2 separate regions of the Homo sapiens genome follow, and region 2 is linked to region 1. Evidence: chromatin contacts called from ENCODE Hi-C data. All regions are on one chromosome and are shown on one strand. The core of a region is the stretch at or near the end of the contact, and the rest is flanking DNA. Distances in the headings are between cores, read along the strand shown. Region 1 holds the start of KY (kyphoscoliosis peptidase). Region 2 holds the start of EPHB1 (EPH receptor B1).

Region 1 (6,168 bases), core at 2,347-4,846:
AGCCTACACTGGCTGAGGAAAGGTTTCTGGGAAAGGTATCCAGTATCCCATGTAAGGATTCACTCATCTCAGGGTAGGCTGAGGGAGTTAGGAGACTGGAACTTGGTCTGTTACTCTTCACCAACTCACAGAACTCTCTGTGTGCCTCTTCCCCACGTCATCAATGGAGAAAATTCCCTGCCAAAAGCCTTTATTGCATTGGCTTACTTACTCTATCTCTATAGAGAAGAGAGAAACTTGCCTCTTGGAATCCCAAGAGTGGTAAAAACAGCTATGACTGATGGTCCCAGCAAAACTACCATTTCTGAGGGAAAACAGTGGGGGTCAAAACACACTCCTCTCTGGTGACAGCTTCAACTGCCAGGAGCAAGCCCTGCCCCTGGTGAACCCTCCTTATCTCCAAGACAGCAGAACCAACTCAGGGCCCAGAACCATTCAGACAACTGACAAATCTCACCTTCTAGCAGAGGAGTATCGGATGCAGGGCTGCTGACAGCTGGATGTGTCTAAGTGTTGAATTTGACAAAGGTGACAATACAACTATTTTGACTGTCCTTTGTCTTTCTGTATCCTGGAATTCCCACTCATTTTGATTAAAATAAAGTTTTGCTCAAGAATGGAGAAAGCCCCTGGTTTGTCAGCTACTAAGACAAGGATGCAGATTAATTATTTAGGTCGGAATACAGAGAGCCTTGCATCTTTTTTATTCAAGATGGTAGCAGGATGGAGGGGCTAGTATGGTGTGTTTGGGGTGTAGAGGACATGGTTTCTGTTGAAGCATGTGTGGGTTTGGTAGGGAAAAAGGAAGAGATGGGTCTGGAGATTTGCAGGCTGAGCGTTCTGTTATTTGTCCCGTTGATTGTGTGAGCAGCTGGAGGGAGGATTTGAGCAGAAGGGATACAGCCTCTACTTGAATGATATCCCAGCCACCTCAGTGTTCTCTTGTCTCTCCTTCCCCTTTCCTGATACATCCAAATGCCTTCAGCCACATCACCTTCCCCATGGTGTCTCCCTCTCAGCCCAAGAATGGATAGTGGGGAAGAGGGGAAGCAGCTAAGTCAACCCAGGCCAAGGATGGGAATAGAGTTGGCATTAAGAAGAGCATCTCATCTATGCTCCTGGCAGGCCCCAGAAGCTAGGCTGTTGGACTGATGGCCATGGGTAAACCTCTGAGAAGAGGGTCTAGGTGTCAGGCACCATCAGGATCCAGGGGCAGCAGCATCTCCCAGAGCAGTCGAGGTGACTCCAATTTCAGGAGTTTGCTCCAAAGCGGTGTTCACACTGCAATTCTTTCCAAAGGAAACATTGGTCAATGTCTGGAGACATTCTAAGTTCTCACAATAGGGAAGTGAATGTGATTGGCATCTAATGCGTAGAGGCCAGGGATGCTGCTAGACATCCCACAGTGTACAGGAAAGCCCCACCAAAGAGAATTATCTGGCTCAAAATGTCAATAGCGCCAAGGATGAGAGGCCCTGCTCCGAAGCTGTCTTCAGACATAGCAGAGAGACAGGAGGCCTCCACACCATTTCCCCAGACCCCTGGCAGCACATTCCCAGGTCAGAATATCCTTCTCCAGAGGCAGTTCTGGGAGGGGGCACCAGAGTTTGCGAGTTCCTAGCAATGACACTTTCCAGCAGGAGAGCAAGGGTTGGGAGATGGGAATGCAAGTGTAAGGAAAGGGGACTTCAGCTCCCCCCACCATCACCAACACTCAGACCCATCCGGCAACCAAGGGTGCTGTACACAGGCTTCTAGTTGATTTCAGCACTTCAGACAACCTGACACTTGAAGGAGTTAGACAACACTGACTGGCCCAGGGTAGTTGGGGGGACTCTGGGACCTGAGATCTGCCTCAGCAATCTCCAACACCCCAAGAGCTTTGCATAATGCATAGTTCTTACTTCCCCAGCCACATAGAGAGTAAGTGTTAGCCAGCCTCCCAGGTGTGCGCGCGCGCGTGTGTGTGTGTGTGTGTGTACCTGCACACATACAGACAGGACAAGACTCACTTTAGCAGAAGGAAACCTGCCTTGGAAGTCAGCCATCTCCACTTGCCTGTCTATGGCCTCAGCTCTCTAGGGACTCCAGTTCAACATTACTGGAAGCCAACAACCTCTCCTTCCATCAGATGCCCAGTGGGTGAGTCAGGGGGTGGGGTGGTGGGGGGGGGCGCTGGTAATGCAATAAGACAACAGCCTTTACACGGAACCAAACTCTGAGCCACTGTTATTGGAGGAAGACCTTCAGAATCTCAGAGTGTGGCTGTGACATCTCTCCTGCTTCTCTGCTCCATCAGTCACTTGTCACTCCATCTTTCCCTTTCCTCACCCTTAAAATGAAGTAAGAATGACAGCTACCATATGAAGACCACTTTCTATACACCAGGCGCCTTACATTCATGCCATTCTCACAACAGCCATGTGAGAAATTTTTATCAACCCAGTGATAAGGGTGAGAAGGTGGAGGGAAAATGGCTGGTCCAAGGTCACACAGCCAGGAAGTGATGGAGCTGGTACTGGAATGCAGTCTGTGTGACACAGGCTGCTCCAAGGAGGATCTGGGAACTCTCAGGACCATGCTACAAGGTGGGGTCCATACACTCCAATGCGGGGAGGGCTCCCAGAGCAAAGGCCTCCATGTGGGGGTGCATTTATTAACAGTAGAAACTCGAATTAGGGGAACGCCCCCAGCAGGGTGGGCCCGTAGTGCCCAGGGGTACCAGGCAGAAGCCTATGTAAACACTCCTGAGACCTACAGCCAAACCCCTGCTGCTGTTGGCTGGGCAGGCCAGGCCGGGCTAAAAATAGAAGGCTTCTCAGGTCCAGCTCCCTGTGCCCCAGCCTCCTCCTCTCCCCCTCCCTCCTTCCCCACAGGGCAGGAGCCAGGCTTCTAGAACGAACCGAGACTTTAAGACTTTCGTTTCAGATCAAAGAGGATCGTTAGCTTGATACTCAATGGGCATGTTCCAAGTTCTACAGGGGCCGTAACTGGGGGGAGCTCCTGACTCCAACACCCCACCCAACTCCCTCCTAGGGAGAGAGAGCTGTCAACCTCCAAAACCAACCCAGGGAAGGAGTGAGGTCGAGGCCAAAACTTGGACAATCTCTGCACATCTTGCAATTCAATCTGGAGCCCCTTTGCTGTCTTTCCTTTTCCTGAATCTACTCTCAATGTTGACAGCACTGTGCGATTTCTGTATTTGCCAGGGGCTTCTCGTGGGAGGTCGGCTCCAGCCCTCTCGAGAACCCTCCGGAGACCGTGGGGATGAGGCAGCGCTCAGCCAGAGAAGCCCTGGAGCCCAGGACCAGCGCTTCAAGTGCACCGGGCGGGAGGCAGGGGCGCAGGGAGGGAGGCTCTGGACCGGCCGCCCCTGCTGACTATGGCCCCGGTGCAGGTCAAGGCTTGGGCCCGGGGATTTCCTTTCAAAGGTGACTTAGAGCCGCTTCATTAGGGTAGCGCCCTCCCAGGCGGGCCCTAATGGCGTGTTTGGCAGAGTCAGCGAAAAGCAGCGCCCTGCGGCTCCAGCGGCGGGGGAGCGCCCTCTTCCGCGCCCTCGCCCTCTCCCGTGTGGGGCAGCTGCGCGCACGGGGCCATTTGCAGCGCAAGCAGCCTAGCGTGCGGCCGCGGCGCCCAGGTCGGAAAGGAGGCGGCATCATGGAGCTGAAGAAGGACATCAACGCTGTATCTATCGACATGCTGCTGATCGTGCACTCGGAGAAGCGGCGCGCCGCACAGGGTACGCTCTCAGACCAGCAGGCGAACCCGAGCTCGCTGCTGCAGCGCGGAGGAGGTAACGCGCGCCCGACCCGGGTCCCCGGGTCCCCCGGCACCTTGGCCTCCTTGCCACAAGGGCCTGCCCGCCGGGGGGCGCCCATTGCTCCCCCGAACGAGGTCAGCGAACCCGACCCTCTCCCCCATGGCTGCCGTCGCTTCCCCGCAGTGGCACCGGCGTCCCGTGGCAACGCGCAGTCCCGTGGCAACGCGCAGCCCCGTGATTGCCCCAGTTTCACTCCCTGTGCAGGCCTGTGGGTGCTTCCGTCACCCCTGGGAGTCTTTTTCCTCCCAGCCACTCCCTAACGGGTGTAGAGCAAGATTGGAAGATACCCTGGAGGAAGGCGGCCAGAGCCTCAGGGCTGACTCATGGGTAGCAGAGGCCTGCTCCCCCCCACAGCACACTGCAGGGCACAGGGGACGCTGGGAAACCTTTGGGCTGAGTCAGACTTTTAGATGGGGAGCTCCCTGTGTGGCCTTGCACAATTTACAGCCTCAGTTTCTCCTTTCTTGAGACTTTCTCCCAGCCTCCTATAGATGGAAGGCATGAAAGGCGTAAAAGGAACGCAGGTTTGGATAGGGTAAGATTTGAAACCTGCTGTCTCCACTTGAACTTATCCATCAATTTTACTTGTCCTACACACTTTCTGGGTAAATTTGTAAGTTGTAGATTGGTAAAATAAAGTGACTGTTTATAGAGTGATTGTGGAAAGCAGGATCCGGGCCTCTCTGTTCTCCAGACGACAGAACACAATGTGAATGGAGTACAGAGGGATGATAATGGAGGTTAAATAAGCCCCTGAAAAGCCAGAGAACCTCAGGGTCCTGGATGGCAAGCTGTCTCCGAGGCTGGTGTGAGGATGCACTAGGCGGACTGCGGGCCAGTTCTTTAGGAGTTAGGCCTGACAGCCCATGCAGGAGAATGACTTCTGCCTCTCTCCTCCCCTCCAGCTCTGGAGCTCCTTGGAATTCCTGCTGCTGCTCTGCCCTTGGTTCTTCTGTCCCCAGAGCCTCTGTGCTCATTGAACATCCACCTTCCACCTGCCTTGCTTAAGTAATGCTGCTGTGGATGGCCTTGCCACTACCAGCCACATAGGCTGGAGCTGCCTCCAGAGCCCTGGGAACCTCTTGGGAAGGCAGGCAGGGGAAAGAAACAGAATCTAGAGGGCTGAGTATGTTGACAGGCGCTCTAGTCTCAGGGCTGATTCCTGACTGAAGCAGGAGTTGTTTGGATTCGTTGGCTCTTTAGTTATCAGACCTACTCTTGGGAGAAGGGGAAATGGCCTGCCCAGGGTATTTGTAGTTAGAAAGTCAACAGAGGGCATCAACTTCTTGATAGAAATGAGACTGCTCTGAATACATGTACCACAGTCCAGAATGCCTTCTCCAGTGTGTGGCGAGGCCTAGTTCCAGGTCAGCCCACGAGTCCCCTACTCCCAATCCTCTCTGATCACATCACTTCTAAAGGCTCTGACACTAGAAAGGGCAAAGAATGCAGAGAAGCCCAGGAAACACCAGGCATCAGGACTGCCCTGAGAGGTGCCCAACACCTAGCACAAACTCGCCATGGCTCCAGACTCATGTATGCACACTAGTGACTATGACAGAGAAAAAAAGACCCCTAATGGCTGGGCCCTTTCTGCTGAACTTTTTCTCCAAATATTTTTCTGATGGCCGTTTCTCACCGATGCTATGAATGACAGTGTAGAGATCTGTGTCACTTATTCACAACCAGAGCAGAGAAGAGGAAAAGTGCATGGCTTTTGATGCCTGGTGGGCAGAGATGATATTCAGGAGACCCCAGGCAAAGCCAGCCTGCAGACCCTTTCCTCGAAAAACAGCCTAAGGGAGGAAAATGCCCAATAAGACCAGCTTGTTCCAAAGCCTCCCATGGGTGCAAGATATAAAACAAACTCTTGCTCACTTCCAGGTATCTCCTCCTTTCTCCTCCACACTCCAGATCCTCCACTGGAGAGTGGATCTTCCTTGGTTATATAAAAGAGGGCCTAGGCTCCATGTCAGAAAAGATCAAAGCTCAATTATTGTTGCAATGCAGAGGATGGAGTAATCCGTAACGAGTGGCCCTTCTGCTGGAAGGGCCTTCTGCTGGAAGTGGCCCTTCTGCTGGAAGAAAAGAGTCAGGGGGACAAGAAGGCAAGGAGAGTGTGGACAGGCTAGGTCACTAGGAATTTGGGCTGCAGAGCCAGCAGATGTTCTCTCCCATTTCTGTAAGGCCCTAGCAGCCTCCCAGTCATTTCCCTAGAACAGTGCTTCTCCAAAACGTGCCTGAAAGCCCTCAACTCCTATCAGAAAGTAGAGTGCATATACTCCTGCAGCAGTAGAGGATATAGCCTATAGCTGCCTGGGGCAAGACCCAATGAGCTTTGAAGTCTT
Region 2 (6,168 bases), core at 1,522-4,021, 140 kb before region 1:
ACTCATCACGAACCAAATAACGCTGGCCCCAACCCAGCTAGGCAGGCGGGAAGGCGGCTCCGTGTGTAGAGAGTAGAAAATGAGCCTGCCTGTGTTCATTCTAGGAGAGGAGGGAGTGAATGGTGTGTAATATCCCTGCGTACTGAGTAGGGACCAGGGGGCTGCTTTAATATTCTGCTGAATGTCGCGTTTCTTTTAACCCTTGCTGGAGAGATTTTCAGCCCACAGAGTCAGGCTCCTTCCTGTCAGGCCACTGGCAAAGTTTCCAGGCTGCAGCAAGGGAAGCCACCGCACCGGGGGTAAGTGGCTCCGGAAGGCCTGGGCTCTGACACAATGGCACCCGCGGGCAGCTTCCGGCAAGCAGACAGGGACCTCTGGCTAGCCAAGAAGAGGGGCAGGGAGGAAACTGACCACGTCCTCATGCCTGCTGTGTTTCCATACGTTTGCTCTCCAAACTACTTCGCTTGCATGCACAGGAACCCAATGCCGAGAGCACGCTCCCCAAAGTGGGCACCCATCTCCTCTGAGACCCGGCCACTGAACCTCTGGGGGCGCAAAGAGCCGCGGGCCGGACCGAGCCTCGGACCTGCATGACGCCACCCCAATGCTGCAAGTCCAGTCTGGAATTGCCCTTGCAAATGCGCTCACCCTGGCTTTCCTGCCCGGTTTGGGGGTATATATCCCCTTGAATTTCCAATTTCAACTGCTCCCACACGTGTCTCTCAATAAGTCAAACCCAGGCATCCCTGCGCCAGGGTGTTGACGGCACTCCACACGGCTCCAGTCTTCTCCTGCACGTTCCAAAAAGCAAACCCCTCCTTGCTCCCCTCCCTACAAAGCCCAGCAGTCCCTGAGGGAAGCAGGAGACTGAGGGCAGACAAAAAGCCACCTTCGGAAAAGCAAGCGAGAGCTTTCTAGGCATTAATCGCCGCACCCCCACGCCGCCACCAGAACAAACGTGGGATGCGGTGGTCTTCGCCAAAAGGGAAGGGAATCTTAGCCGCGCCTCAGGGCCCGGAATGCCCCTCCAGCTTCACTTCCAGAAGGGCAGAGCTTTCCGGAATGGCGGGGGGCACCAAACCATCGTGTTTGGGGGAGTTTCCACTGGGCAACCGGTCACAGTTTCGCGAGGAACGAGTAACAAGCGGAGCGAGCTCCCAGATGGGAACGCTGCGCGGTCGCCAAGAGCTGCTCCTCCCCGGCTTGGAGTCCCCCAGAGGAGTTCCATCCGGAGCAGGACACCGGAAAGTGGGGCTGCTAGCCGGACTGCGGCAGCGCATCACCCCTAGAGTTGGTTTTCTCCCGACAACTCCAACTCCGCTCTCCCGCGGAGCTGTGTTCCCAGGAGGCTGCCGCGGCCGCTGCTAGGCTGCGAAGAACAGAGGCGGGGGAAGGGGCGGGAGGCGGGGAGCTGGGCCGGGATTTCCCACAGGGATTCGCGAGCGCTACCGAGCGCCCAGGCTCCCCGCTGCGCCGGGCACGGTGTCTTTGGAGCGCGCTTTCCCAGCCACCAAGCCGGAGGCACCGCCAAGTCTGAGCTGGCAGAGAGTGACGCTGCCCGACGACTCCCGGCCGCCGAGTATCCTCTCCGGGGTGGTGGAGAGGCTGGGAGACTTTAGGTAGGACCGACCACTCACCCCAGCCCACTCCTGTTCCAAGGCTCAAGAGGCGAAAAGGGTTTCCACCTCTCCCCGACTGACCCTGGAAACCTGCAGTCCCGCAGGCGCCCGGACCACCAGACTGGTCCCCAAGGGTACGGCCAATGAACTCCACCCCTCTCCTTCGGCGGCCACTTGCGGGATACCACGGCAGAGCTTCTCCGGCCCCCGCGCGCAGTGCTTGCACGCCAAGCAGAGTCCACTAGCCCGTGGACTGCGAGCTGGAGAAAAGGAGGTGGCGCGCGGCTGCTCAGAAGCGTATCCGTGCCTGGGAGCAGACGGGCGCCAGTACTCCAGGAGCCGGATGGCCAGAGGCACCCCTTTCTCCCCAACGCCCAGCTCTGGCTCTGCCCCAGAGCTAAGGAGCATGCACCGCAATGCAGCGGGCTCCGAGCTCTCCGAGCGGGGGCTGCGGGAGACCGAGGCTACCAGGGAGTGCCGGGGCGAGGAAGCCGGGGGACTCGCGAGCCAGTTTCGGGCGCTAAGAGCCAGCCGGGGGCGCTCTGGTGGGTGCCGCCCAAGCCCCGCGCTCGGCAGCGGCCGAGGCTCCCAAACCTCCTTGCCCTCGGGTCCCGGGATGCCTGCACCGCAAAGCAGCCAGAGGAACCCCGCGAACCGCGGAGCACAGCAGTCCCAAGGCGGCCGGCACCAGCAGCCAACTTGCTCCGTGGAGGGTACGTTACCTTCCATCGCAGCCACTGCGGATGCCAGGAGGAGCAGTAGTAGATAATCCAGGGCCATCGCCGGCCGACGGCCCGCAGGCCGAGACCAAGCCGAGGCAGCAGCGCCGGGAGAGCGCCGCGTCCCAGGGCGCCGCTGCGCTCTCCGCGGGTGGCTTCTCGGTATCCTTTCGCGCTCTCGCCCGGACCGGACTTCCCGGAGCGCTGCGTGGGCGTGGGCAGGAGTGTGTGCGCGTGGGGCGGTGCGGGCGCGCGTGGGTGTGGGTGTGCATGTGTGTGTGTGTGTTTATGGGAGAGGTGGGTGTGTGCGTGCGTGTGTGAGAGAGAGAGGGCGAGGGAGAACGAGCCTGGGAGAGCGCGCGAGAGCGAGTGCGTCCTGGTGTCACATTGCTAGCTACAGCGGAGCCTACGGGAGGACGGAGCCGGCCAGACTGACGCGGGAGGGAGCGGGATCCCCCACCATCAGCTCTCTCCCCACCCCTAACACCTCCTGTCCAATCAAGGAATCAAACCTGCAAAATTCCCCCGGCCAATCAGGCGCGAGCACCTCCTTACACTGGCATTGTTAGTTTAAGAAAAACTTTTGCTTGCAAGGCTGTGCGGGAGGGCTCGGAAGGCGCTAGGAGGGGTCCGGGCTCCCCCTCGTGGTGCTCTCGGAGAACCGCAGCGGCCCGCCCAACTCACCCTGTCCCCCCATAGGGTGCCCAGCGAAGGAGCTGGGGAGGCCTCGTGCCCTTACATCCCACCCAGGACTGGATCCGCTTTAAATGATCAAACGAGCCTTCGTTCATCTTCTCTGTGACAAGAGCACCCTGCCTACCCTGTTTAGAGCAACTCCAGGGGCGCACCCGTGCCTCTCCTCCAGAGCTCTTCACTCTCTAGCATGGGTTGGTATTTACTAATCGATTTTGTTTATCGTGGGGTCTCTCCCTCATTAAAATGGGGTCACCATTTTCGGATTCTTGTCTATTTTGTTCACTACAGAATCCACAGTTCACAGAACAGTGCCTGGCCTGCGGGAGGCATAGTACATGTCCGTCGAAAGAATGAATACTGTTCAGATAACCTGTGGGCACTTGCTCCAGGGTCCACAGGGAACCGGATTTGCTTCCTGTCCAACGTTTCGCAGTTCTTTTTCTGCAGAAGCCTCTGGTTGCCTTTGGTGTTCACTTCCCAGTGCATTGTGAACTTCCACAGAGGGCCCTGACCCCAGAGGACAGCTCAGCGTGGGGAGACCAGGAGTCACACAGTCAGCTATAAAACAGCAAAGCCTGCAAGAGGGCTCTCCCAGGCCGGTGCAAGGCGAGGTGCACTGTTGCTGTGGGCCAGGCCTTCAGTGTGGGTGGGAAGGACTTAGGCAGCAACTGGGGATGCAGCCTTGGAGATAGGAGCAATTCTCCCAGGCTCAGCTCTCACAGCTACACTTTATCTTCCTGTTTCTGGAGATGGTCAAGGGTTCTAAATCAGAAACTCACCTTGAGGCTGTTATATGTTATGCTGGAGATGTGTCCTTCCCTCCTCTCCCGCCCCCCCTACATACCTGATGATAGTCTGGTCCTACAGGGTCAGGGATGACCCGTTAGGTTCCCCACCCCTCCTCCTACGCCTCTCACCTTGGAGGCACCAATCCTTTCCCCTGGTCTGTTAATGAGCTAACAGTGGGCAGATGCGATATTTCCCTTTGGGATGACTCTCCTTTCTGGGCTTTTCTAAATCAGTTCCCCACACCCCCCACCTCTGCGTGTCTAGTCTCTCCTTTGCTGGGACTTCTTCCTCTCCACCACAGCCAGACTCAAGTCCCCCAATCCTGACAATTCTTTCCTTCCCTGGCTCTGACTCAGGCTGCCTTCCTCCTCCCCTCCCCTCCCTCCTACCCCACCTCTGTGCCTGAAGGGAAGATGTCATCAACCTCCACCTTCTCATCATCCACCTTAATGCCATGTTAGCTGCCCTCTACGCCTCCACACCACCAGCTGTGTCGTGATGTCCCTGGAGCCACCTGATGTCACCCTGGGCAACAACCTGCTCCTAGTTAGCTGTCATCCTCCTGCACCGTCAGCACCTGCTGACATTGGTGTCCAGTAGATCTTTTGGGGCTCTGGCCCCAGTTTCCATGGTCCTGCTTCTCCTCCTACCCGTCTTGCCACTTCTTACTGTTCCCTCTGTTACCTCTTCAGCTTTCAAGAGAGGTATCCCCCAAACTCCATCCTTGGAGTTCGTCCTCCTGGGGTACATGGGCAACTCCTTGGCAGCTTCACTTGCTTTTTTACCCCCAGCCATCCCCTCATGGATGGACAGGTGGATGGATGGATGGGTGAGTTTCACACTCTTCCCTCCCCCTTTCACTATATCACAGTCACTTGGTAGGCATGTCTGGCAAAGCCCCGGCTCTGCCATGTCCTCCTCCTTATGCCCTTGTCCTATGCCTGTGCATCTGACCCAGTGTAAACCCATACTACCTTCCCCTGGACAACTGGAGAGTCTCTGAATGACAGTCCAGCTTCCCTCCCTCCCCTTAATCCCTCCAAACTCTGCTGCCAAACTCATCCTTCTCAAGCCAACCTTGATCTTGTCTCTTCCCTGCATAGCAACCTAGTGGCTCCTCACTGTCTGCTGAAGAGAGACTGACCACTCTAGCATGACATTCAGACTGCTTTGTAAGCTCTCTGAAACCTGCCTTCTCAGCCCAGGCCCTGCTGGTCTTTCTCTGGGCCTAGGGTATCCTCTTGCCATCTCCACAACCACACCCAGGCCAGTCATGTGCTCACCCACGTATTCAGGCAGGCCCTGTTCTAGCTGTGGGAACACAGTAGACAGCCCTTCTCTGAGGGGTCTTACCATGTCCTGGAAGGGCGGCAATAATAAGCAAATAGGCAGTGGCATGTCAGGTGCTGAGGAGAGCTCTGAAGAATCACAAAGCAGGAAGCAGCAAGAGAGTGACAGCGGCTAGTTAGACATGCTGGGAAGACCTTCTGTTTACTGAGCACCTTCCGCCACAAACACTGTACTGGATGTTTACTTGCACAACTAAAATGAGTTGAATTGAATTTCCTGACCTCTATTCCTACCCAAATCCCACCTCTCCCAGGAAGCCTTTTCTTCTGTCCCTCTTCCTGATACCCTCATGTTATATTTCTGTGGGTACTGAATGGCTCTGTCAGACATGGCTGAAGGTATAAATGACCATTATCCAACTAACTGCAGAATGTCACACCTGGGAGTGCGCTTGGAGCCCACCAAGTACAGGGATTTCAAGTAGAACCCAGCTAGGGACTTTGAACTTGTGCCAGGATAAATACAGCAACATCACCAACTAGGCCCTCTAAAAATACTGATCCCTAGGCCTGTCAGTAGGGATGAGGTAGGCCCGTGATATGGTTTGGCTGTGTCCACACACAAATCTCATCTTGAATTGTAGCTTCCATAATTCCCACGTGTCGTAAGCGGGACCTGGTGGAAGGTAATTGAATCACGGGGTGGAGTGGGGGGTTCCCATGCTATTCTTGTGATAGTGAATAAGTCTCATGAGATCTGATGGTTTGATAAAGGGGAGGTCCCCCCTGCACACACACACACACGCTCTCTCTTGCTTGCTGCCATGTGAGATGTGTCTTGCTTCCCCTTTGCTTTCCGTCATGATTGTGAGGCCTCCCCAGCCATGTGGAACTGTGAGTCAATTAAACCTCTTTCGTTTATAAATTACCCAGTCCCAGGTATATCTGTATTAGCAGCGTAAGAACAGACTAATACAGCCCATGAATGTGATTTCATATCCTCCCCTCCCCAATTGACTCTGCTGCATGATGAGGCTTGGAAGCTGCTGTTCTTGG

Evidence for each region. A loop is a pair of places that touch in the nucleus more often than their neighbours do. Pooled maps may share reads with other maps.
Region 2: a map of Right ventricle myocardium inferior shows a loop between it and region 1 (15-fold over the local background). The contact joins the promoter of EPHB1 here to the promoter of KY in region 1. A Hi-C loop is called at or near these places in 3 of 168 maps with a recorded cell type or tissue (Right ventricle myocardium inferior, aorta and posterior cingulate gyrus) and 8 of 50 pooled maps.

Annotation. Positions count from the first base shown.
Region 1 is chr3:134,648,450-134,654,617 of GRCh38, reverse strand. KY (kyphoscoliosis peptidase) reads left to right here and starts at 3,596. Exons shown (of 11, transcript NM_178554.6): 1 at 3,596-3,793. The coding sequence starts at 3,658. It also overlaps a transcript of CEP63 not described here.
Region 2 is chr3:134,791,863-134,798,030 of GRCh38, reverse strand. EPHB1 (EPH receptor B1) reads right to left here and starts at 2,771. Exons shown (of 16, transcript NM_004441.5): 1 at 2,342-2,771. The coding sequence starts at 2,399. RefSeq lists enhancers at 2,396-2,585, 2,596-2,645, 2,690-2,984, 3,046-3,255, 6,089-6,158.